Regions from separate parts of the Homo sapiens genome. Here region 2 is linked to region 1. A link is a loop called in an ENCODE intact Hi-C map of the cell type or tissue named here. Cell type or tissue: PC-9. All regions are shown on one strand.

Evidence for each region. A loop is a pair of places that touch in the nucleus more often than their neighbours do. Peaks named below come from ENCODE experiments on the same cell type or tissue, not always from the same donor. Only the 100,000 strongest peaks of a DNase experiment are listed, where the experiment ranks them.
Region 2: it touches region 1 in a loop (13-fold over the local background); 9 of 110 quality-filtered maps call a loop at or near these places.

What each region holds. Positions count from the first base shown.
Region 1 is chr12:107,883,248-107,887,247 of GRCh38, reverse strand. No RefSeq gene overlaps it. Among named protein-coding and RNA genes, the nearest start is that of ASCL4, 110 kb to the right of the region's middle. In PC-9, CTCF peaks have their summits at 1,754 and 1,953 (motif pointing right); no DNase peak of the experiment used is centred here; H3K27me3 peaks cover 856 bases.
Region 2 is chr12:107,693,784-107,697,783 of GRCh38, reverse strand. It overlaps PWP1 (PWP1 homolog, endonuclein), which reads right to left. Exons shown (of 15, transcript NM_007062.3): 6 at 1,200-1,310; 7 at 187-317. Among named protein-coding and RNA genes, the nearest start is that of PWP1, 10 kb to the right of the region's middle. In PC-9, a CTCF peak has its summit at 1,804 (motif pointing left); no DNase peak of the experiment used is centred here; H3K27ac peaks cover 685 bases.

The sequences.
Region 1 (4,000 bases):
TAACTTGGCTATCAGGAAATACATAGCTACATATATGAATTACATTATTTTGTCTGAGACATCCCTAGCCTAGACCCAGAGCCCCTCCAACTCTTCATCTGGTCCCACCTGGCTGGGCACAGACCCATAGCAGCAGCTGAAGGGTTAAGTCAATGGGGGAAACTCAAGTTATCATCTCCTAGAGTAGCCCAAGCTATGATTTGATTGAAAGAATCTGTCAGACTCCCAGCCTGTGTATTGAGAATCTAGTCCTGCCTTCAGCTTCTGGGCAGAGGATCCCGTGTCCCTAAGTGCTCCCACTGTGCCTGGCATTGAGTTGGCCTCAGATCATACTTGCAGCATTAATTACTTCATTCCCTGGATGTTGCTCTCTTATATTTGTCTTTTGTAGAAAGCTGAGAAGTGAGAAAGGAATAACACTGGACTCACTTCCACAAGATGCTTCTCTTGCTCCAGCTGCTTCTGAAATGAGCTGAGATGTGGAGTGGGACCCACCTATAAGGGGCTTTTTTATAGAAAGTCCTCCCTCCCACTTTATCCACATCCTGCCCCTTCTCTTTAACTCAATCAGTTATTGATTTAAATCTGGAATCAATGAGTTTTTTACTGAAGATATAGAGAAGCACCACGTGCAAAGGACAGCAATTTATCCTGCAAGTGGTTGTATTTTGATTAATATAGACATACCCTTTTTTCTGGATTAGCTTTTGAATATCATGTTTGCATATGACAAAATTTGGAATTTGGCCAGAAAACTTTCAAAGCCAAATATGAGGCATCACTATTAGCCCTTATGCAATGAATGGAGCTAGTTTCAAGTACTTTTTACTCACAAAGTAAAACCACCTCATATTTATTTAATTTATTTATTTTGTTAATTAGAGACAGAAATCTCACTATGCTGCCCAAGCTGGTCTCCAAATCCTGACCTCAAGTGATCCTCTTGCCTTGGCCTCCCAAAGTACTGGGATTACAGGCATGAGCTACTATGCCCAGCCTTCATATTTATTTTAGACCAAGGAAATTAATTCAACCTAATCTTAAGTCTTTCCTAAAGTCACCCTCACTAGACCATGGTTTCTTCAAATGGGCTTTTTCTTTATGCTTCTTATTTATTTATTTATTTATTTATTTATTTTTTGAGATGGAGTCTCACTCTGTCGCCCAGGCTGGAGAGCAATGGCGTGATCTCGGCTCACTGCAACATCCGCTTCCTTGGTTCAAGCAATTCCCCTGCCTCAGCCTCCTGAGTAGCTGGGACTACAGACACCCACCACCATGCCCGGCCAATTTTTGTATTTTTAGTAAAGACGGGGTTTCACCATGTTGGCCAGGCTGGTCTCGAACTCCTGACCTCATGATCCGCCCGCCTCAGCCTCCCAAAGTGCTGGGATTAAGATCTGTGTTTAGAAGTTTGATTTTAAAACAAACAGGAATAATAGCCCCAGATAATCAGGCTTTTCAAGTTTCTGGCGTTTTTTTTTCCTTTCCCTTTGTTAGTAACCATGTCAAAAGTAAAAGATATTTTTATAATCTTACTATTTTCCTTATATCACAAACTACATGAAATGAGATGGCTCTCTTTATTAAAATATAATTCAATAAAAGGTTTCCCTGTGGTTTTAGATCATTCAGTGGTGGGAGAGTTGAGAATGGGAGAATGAAAAACTGGGACTCAAGGGGCTGGGCTGGGGAAGAAATTAGATTATATATTTCACTGCTTGGATCTGGCCTGAGGGTGAGATGTCACAGCCTGGGCTGCTATCTGGATGCTGGGAGGGTCTCAGGGAGTGTTTCTGACCGGGGCATCTTTGTCCAGAGGAGAAGTTGACAAATGCCCACCCACAGGGCTTTTCTGTTGAACTGCATGGAGCAAAAGGAGCTCCTTGGTGTTCATCCAGTTTGCCATGTGGGGAACCCAGCAATGAGGGGATTTGAGGGAGCCTTTCTCGGGCAGTTTGTTCTAACAACCAGAAGATGGCGCCCGAGATTGAGGTCCGGTGCCCGGTCTGCCCTCAAGGAATATTCAATATAGACCATATTCTGGGCCATAAAACACACCTTCACATATTGAAAAGAATATAAATCATACAAAGGATGATTTCAGATCACAATAGATCAGAATAGCCATCTCTAGCAGAAAGACAGAAAATTTCAAAAATATTAAACAACACTCTTCTCTGAAAATGTTTAGAGATTTAGTAACACATGGGTCAAAGAAGTCGCAAGAGAAATTAAAGAATATTTGAGGCAGGATGTGGTGGCTGGCACCTATAACCTCAACTACTAGGGAGGCTGAGGTGGGAGAATAGCTTGACACTGGGAGTTCCAGACCAGCCTGGGCAACATAGTGAGACCCTGTCTCTAAAAAAAATTAATTAATTAATTAATAATAAATTTTATTTTTAAAACTTGGGTTTTACCAAAAATTTCACTTTTGCTTGGCTTCTTCCTTTTCCTCCTGCTCCTACCTTTCCCTCCACTAGTTTTTCTGAAACTTCATGAATTCTGGAGTCAGAGTCTGGGAAACTTACCTATGCCAGTCAGGACAGGTATACATATACTGGGATCTTCCTGATTCTGCTGAAAGTGTACTTTTCAGTCATAGAATATTGCATATATCCCCAGCACATTCACGTGGCTGGGAGGCAGGGCCTTTTCTAAGTCAGCTCACAATGCTGACACCTCAGACCCTTGACCATCTTCAATGATTCTTAAAAATGGGATATAAGGCCAGGAGCAGTGGCTCACACCTGTAATCCCAACATTTGGGGAGGTCAAGGTGGGCAGATTGCTTGAACCCAGGAGTTTGAGACCAGCGTGGGGAACATGGTGAAACCCCATTTCTATTTAAAAAAAAAAAAAGGAGAAATTAGCTGGGCATGATGGTGCACACCTGTAGTCCCAGCTGGGGCTAGAGGGAGGCGGAGGTGGAAGGATCACCTGCACCTGGGGAGGTCAAGGCTGCAGTTAGCTGACATCACACCACTGCACTCCAGCCTGGGTGACAGAGTGAGGCTCTTAAAAAAAAAGTATGTAAAGGTTGCCAATGGTTTAAAATGCAAAGAACACTTGAAAAGCCAGCACTAGTTTCAGTAGATCCCTCCTGCAGGGAACTGACTTGTGATAAGAGCATGACTGCCTGGCCCCCAGCATGCATCTCCAGAGTGACCAGAGCTGTGCCAGCCAGAGGAGCACAGCACTGAGGACCCCACAGGGATAACGGAAGGAGGAAGGATCGGCTGATCAGAGTCAGGTATTACCAGGAGTGCACTCGAGACAAAGCAGTACATTCTACAGTGGGGGAATTACCATTGTTAATGTAGACAATCTCATGTCCAAGACAATGTTAGCTACACGGAGCTGTGGTGGTGGAAAGTTGTTCAGTGCTGGATAAGACACAGGTATTTATCCACATTTGTTTTGTTCAAATACACACACAAACCCCTGCCCACCCCCCCACCCACACATTGCACTATGAATAAAAAGTGTTGCACCCCTATTATTTAGAAACTCACATAATCCATTTGGTTACAGCCAAATATTTATTTAACTTATAAACTCCATAATACATAAAGCCGAACTTACAGAAATAAAAGGTAAAGCATTTGGAAATTAAGAATACAAAACATATCATTAGGAAACAAAATATAAACACAAAACTCAACACGTTTGATGGTGACAATAATCAATATTTAAAACTCAGCTTCTATTCTAATGAATCTATGAAGTTAACTACATCATGGAATGGTCTATATTTTTCTGCTATGATTTTGTAAAATATGTATACCCAACAGAAACTTCCTAGGTCTACCCACCAAGTAATTTAATTTCCCGATCCTGTTTCTATGCAGTGGGGGTTTATTTGCCCTCCCCAGGATGGACTAGAGGATGGGCAGTGCCTGGATTTATCACAGGACAGACACTCAGGATACCCTGCTCTGGGAGAGTGGAAGGAGCAAAATATGGGCGCAGTGGCTCTTCAGGAAAAACTTTCGTG
Region 2 (4,000 bases), 190 kb after region 1:
TGTAATCAGAAATAAGTTTTCTTTGGATGGCCTTTTCAAAACTAAAAATTACAATAATTTCATAACTACCTACCCCATCTCACCAAGAATACCTGATTGAAAAAGTGTACGGTCTTACCCTTCACCCCTACTCCCGAGTAAACTTACCTCTGTCATTAGAGTTTAAATATTTATTAACTTCTTTACCTTCTTTCCTTTCTTTTTCTTCTTTTTTGAAAGTTTACTTCCGAGTGTGAAGACTGGCTCTAAAGAGTCCACTATATCAAGGTCCCACACTTCAATAACAGGGGTCATGTTTCCTACAGCAATGTAATTTCCTATGGGAGGAAACAATGCATGTATGATTACACAAAAAAAGACATACAGAACTTCTAATCAAATACATTATACTGTAGATTAACTGAAAAATGCTTTAGAGCAGTGCTTCTCAAACTTATATGCATATGCGGCATCTGAATGTTACAAATGCAGATTGTATTTCAGGTGGTTCTGGGTGGGCATTTCTAACTAGGTCACAGGTGATAACCATGCTGTGCTGCTGCTGGTCTTTGGGCCACAATTTGAGTAGGAAAGGCTCAATCTCTTGGCCCCAGTGTTTTCATTTATATAACGAGAATAACCCTCCTCCCGTCCTCCTTCATGGGGTGCTGTGGGGATGAAGATCAGATCAGATCATGAATGTGAACAAGGTGTGCAAACAAGACGTAAGACAGTATAAACAGTGTTTACCTTTATTAAAAAGTACGGACAGGGGCAACTAATAGTGTGCAGATGTGGTTACAAAGACTAACATGAAAACCTAATTACTTGTGACAAGCCTCTTCATTTCGGTTTTAGCTTATGTTTTCTAAAACAGGTTATGCCACTGAACTCTAGCTGGTAACATCTCACATATCAGGCCATTTATACTGAGTCTTTATGGGACCTTTACAGTTCTACAGTCCAAAAGGCTTCAGGCCCTGTCCTTCAGCCTGTAGTAGAGCAGCTACCTCCTTAGCCTACCTGAAGTCTGGGGATTTATGAACCCCAAACAATAAAGTGATGGTGTGTTAAGAACTCTATAACTTCATAAAATAACAGTAACTTCAGAAAATATCAGCAACAATTCTGAAAACATTCAAGAGAATACATAATTTATGGAGCTAGGAGAAAATACATAAGACTGGAAATCATTGAACAACCTTAAGTTTTCTAATTACCAGTAGAATCATCTGGGCTAGGATCAAAATTCAGCCATTCCACACTCAGAGGATATGCAGACAAGAGTATATCATGGTGTACATAAAAAGAGTCTTCTTCTTGATTATAAACTGAAAAGATTGGGAAAAGAGACTTTAATGTATCAGAATGAGTCATCAAAAATCACATCCCGCTCAAAAAAACAAATTCTATTAAATGTACGTGAGCCATGTGCTTTAAAGTGAGACATCTGATATTATAAAGAGATTCCAGGCTGGGCGCAGTGGCTCGTGCCTGTAATCCCAATACTTTGGGAGGCCAAGGTGGGCGGATCACTTGAGGTCAGGAGTTCGAGACCAGCCTGGCCAACACAATGAAACCTCGTCTCTACTCAAAATACAAAAATTAGCTGGGTGTGGTGGTACGTGCCTGTAGTCCCAGCTACTAGGGAGGCTGAGGCAGGAGAATAGCTTGAACCTGGGAGGTGGAGGTTGCAGTGAGCTGAGATCGCACCACTGCACTCCAGCCTGGGCGACATAGTGAGACTCTATCTCAAAAAAAAAAAAAAAAAAAAAGATTCCAATATCATGACTAGGCAAAAATTCTGCATGTCTAATACAGTGCCATCTTGTGGCATACCCCACAGGAGAAAATGAACACTGACATCTGATAGTCCACCTGCATCCTTGTCAGATAAATGGTCCTGTCTTCTAGGTCATTCATAGAAAACAAATGTTCATAAGTTCATAATGTTCATAACTACAAGAAGTAGTTATTATTTTATCTTTTAATGGTCTAGCTGATTATAAGTCAAAAAGAACAAACCAAAAATAGCATGGGAGAGAAATAATTCATATTTGGAAATCTAAATGCTTATCAAAAATTACTCTTAATATTTTTAAAAAAGGTTTATGAAGATGAACAATGTAAACAAAGCTCCTGAGGACATACTTTTGGAATATGGCAACAGCTCCTTAATATTCACAGCTGTAATGTTAAGCAGCAAAAACATTGTAAAATCAATGAGTAAGAAGTCTTTTAAAAATTACACAGTGAAACACTGATAAAACAGAACCCACTAGTCAGAACCCCTCCCCATATGCTTTGTATTAAGAAGGAGGTAAATATATAATAAATTAAGGATTTTATTTTTAATTCCTCAGATTGCTGCTTCTGGAATAGATCCTGGGATTAGCAGATTTGTGTAATGCTCTATCACATCCCTGTGATGAGAATTCATGTTCAAAATTATTAGACTGTGGTTCTACAAAAACCTCAACCATGTTCGATATACTCAGCTTACATTTTACATAAAATTGGTAATAACTTTTTTTTTTTTGAGATGGAGTCTTGCTCTGTCGCCCAGGCTGGAGTGCAGTGACACGATCTCAGCCCACTGCAAGCCCTGCCTCCCAGGTTCACGCCATTCTCCTGCCTCAGCCTCCCGAGTAGCTGGGACTACAGGCGCCCGCCACCACGCCTGGCTGATTTTTTTTTTTTTTTTTGTATTTTTAGTAGAGACTGGGTTTTACCGTGTTAGCCAGGATGGTCTCGATCTCCTGAACTCGTGATCCGCCCGCCTTGGCCTCCCAAATTGCTGGGATTACAAGCATGAGTCACTACGCCCAGCAACTGGTAATAATACTTTAAAATATACTCTTAACCACGTGAGATCAATATTCGGATCAGTTTTAGAATATAAATTTGAAGTTATTCTTGCACACACATACTGGGCAATTTGGAGATTCCTTCCAAACCCAAATAATAAAGTATATCTATAATAACCTAACTGAGAAGGAAATGGAAATATAACAGCTTTAACTTCTTTCTCAGCTCCTCTTTGATCCTGAGTTCAAAGGAATGACTGTTAAGTTCTCAGGTAAGAATGCATAAAAAAATCGATGATGACAAAAAAAACTCTAATAGGTTCTCAATTTTTTGAAATTAGAATTGGTCTTAAAAGCAAAGTAAACAAATGGTTTTCATTTGAAATATGTAAAAGTTCAAAGATATCAAGAGTTAGAAAGAATAATTTCACATTAAAGTGCCTGCTATGCATAAACAGATCACAATGAGCCATGAGATAAAATGGGCCTAATCTATAGGCTTCCCACGGACAGCCTTAAAGATTCTGAAGAGGTAACAGAAATCCAAGCTAATCAATGGAAGCCATGATGAAGCAACCTAGAAGATGGCGATAAACATTAAGCCTAAGGGTTTTATTTTTTCAAGCTGTGCAACTGTGTTTCCTATAACAAAAGGACTTATCAGCCTAATAATCTCTTCGAATCTTCAAAGTTTCAAGACGATCTGAAGACTGCTGGGGGAGGAGAGTATCGGGCAAGGATGGACTTGTCTGAGGATATGAGCGCAGTGGAAGGGACAAGAAAAACAAAACGGAGAATCTGTAGGCAGAGTGCGCCAGACATTGTGCAAGTCTACTTTTAGCATATAAAAAACAGATTTTACATTAAAAACACCAAAGTGAGGCAAGCCATTCAATTAATATTAAATCAAAAACAACATTTAAAAATACAATTTAAAAATTCCTATTTTCATGCCTACTTCTGATTACTGCAAAGCATCCGCTTCTGGCTTTGATACAAATATTCCTTAAGTAAGAAAGGTGATCACGATGTTTTGGTTCCAAAAAAGAAACGTGGCCCTTTGTGTTGAATTATTAGGAAGAAAATAAAATGTTTTGCAAAGGGGAAATATCTGAAATAACTCTATTTAAAAAACATGAGAAAAACCTGTCTATCCAGTATAATCCACATAAAGAAAAAGTAGCCAGAAAAAAAAATTGAGTAAAAAACCAAGG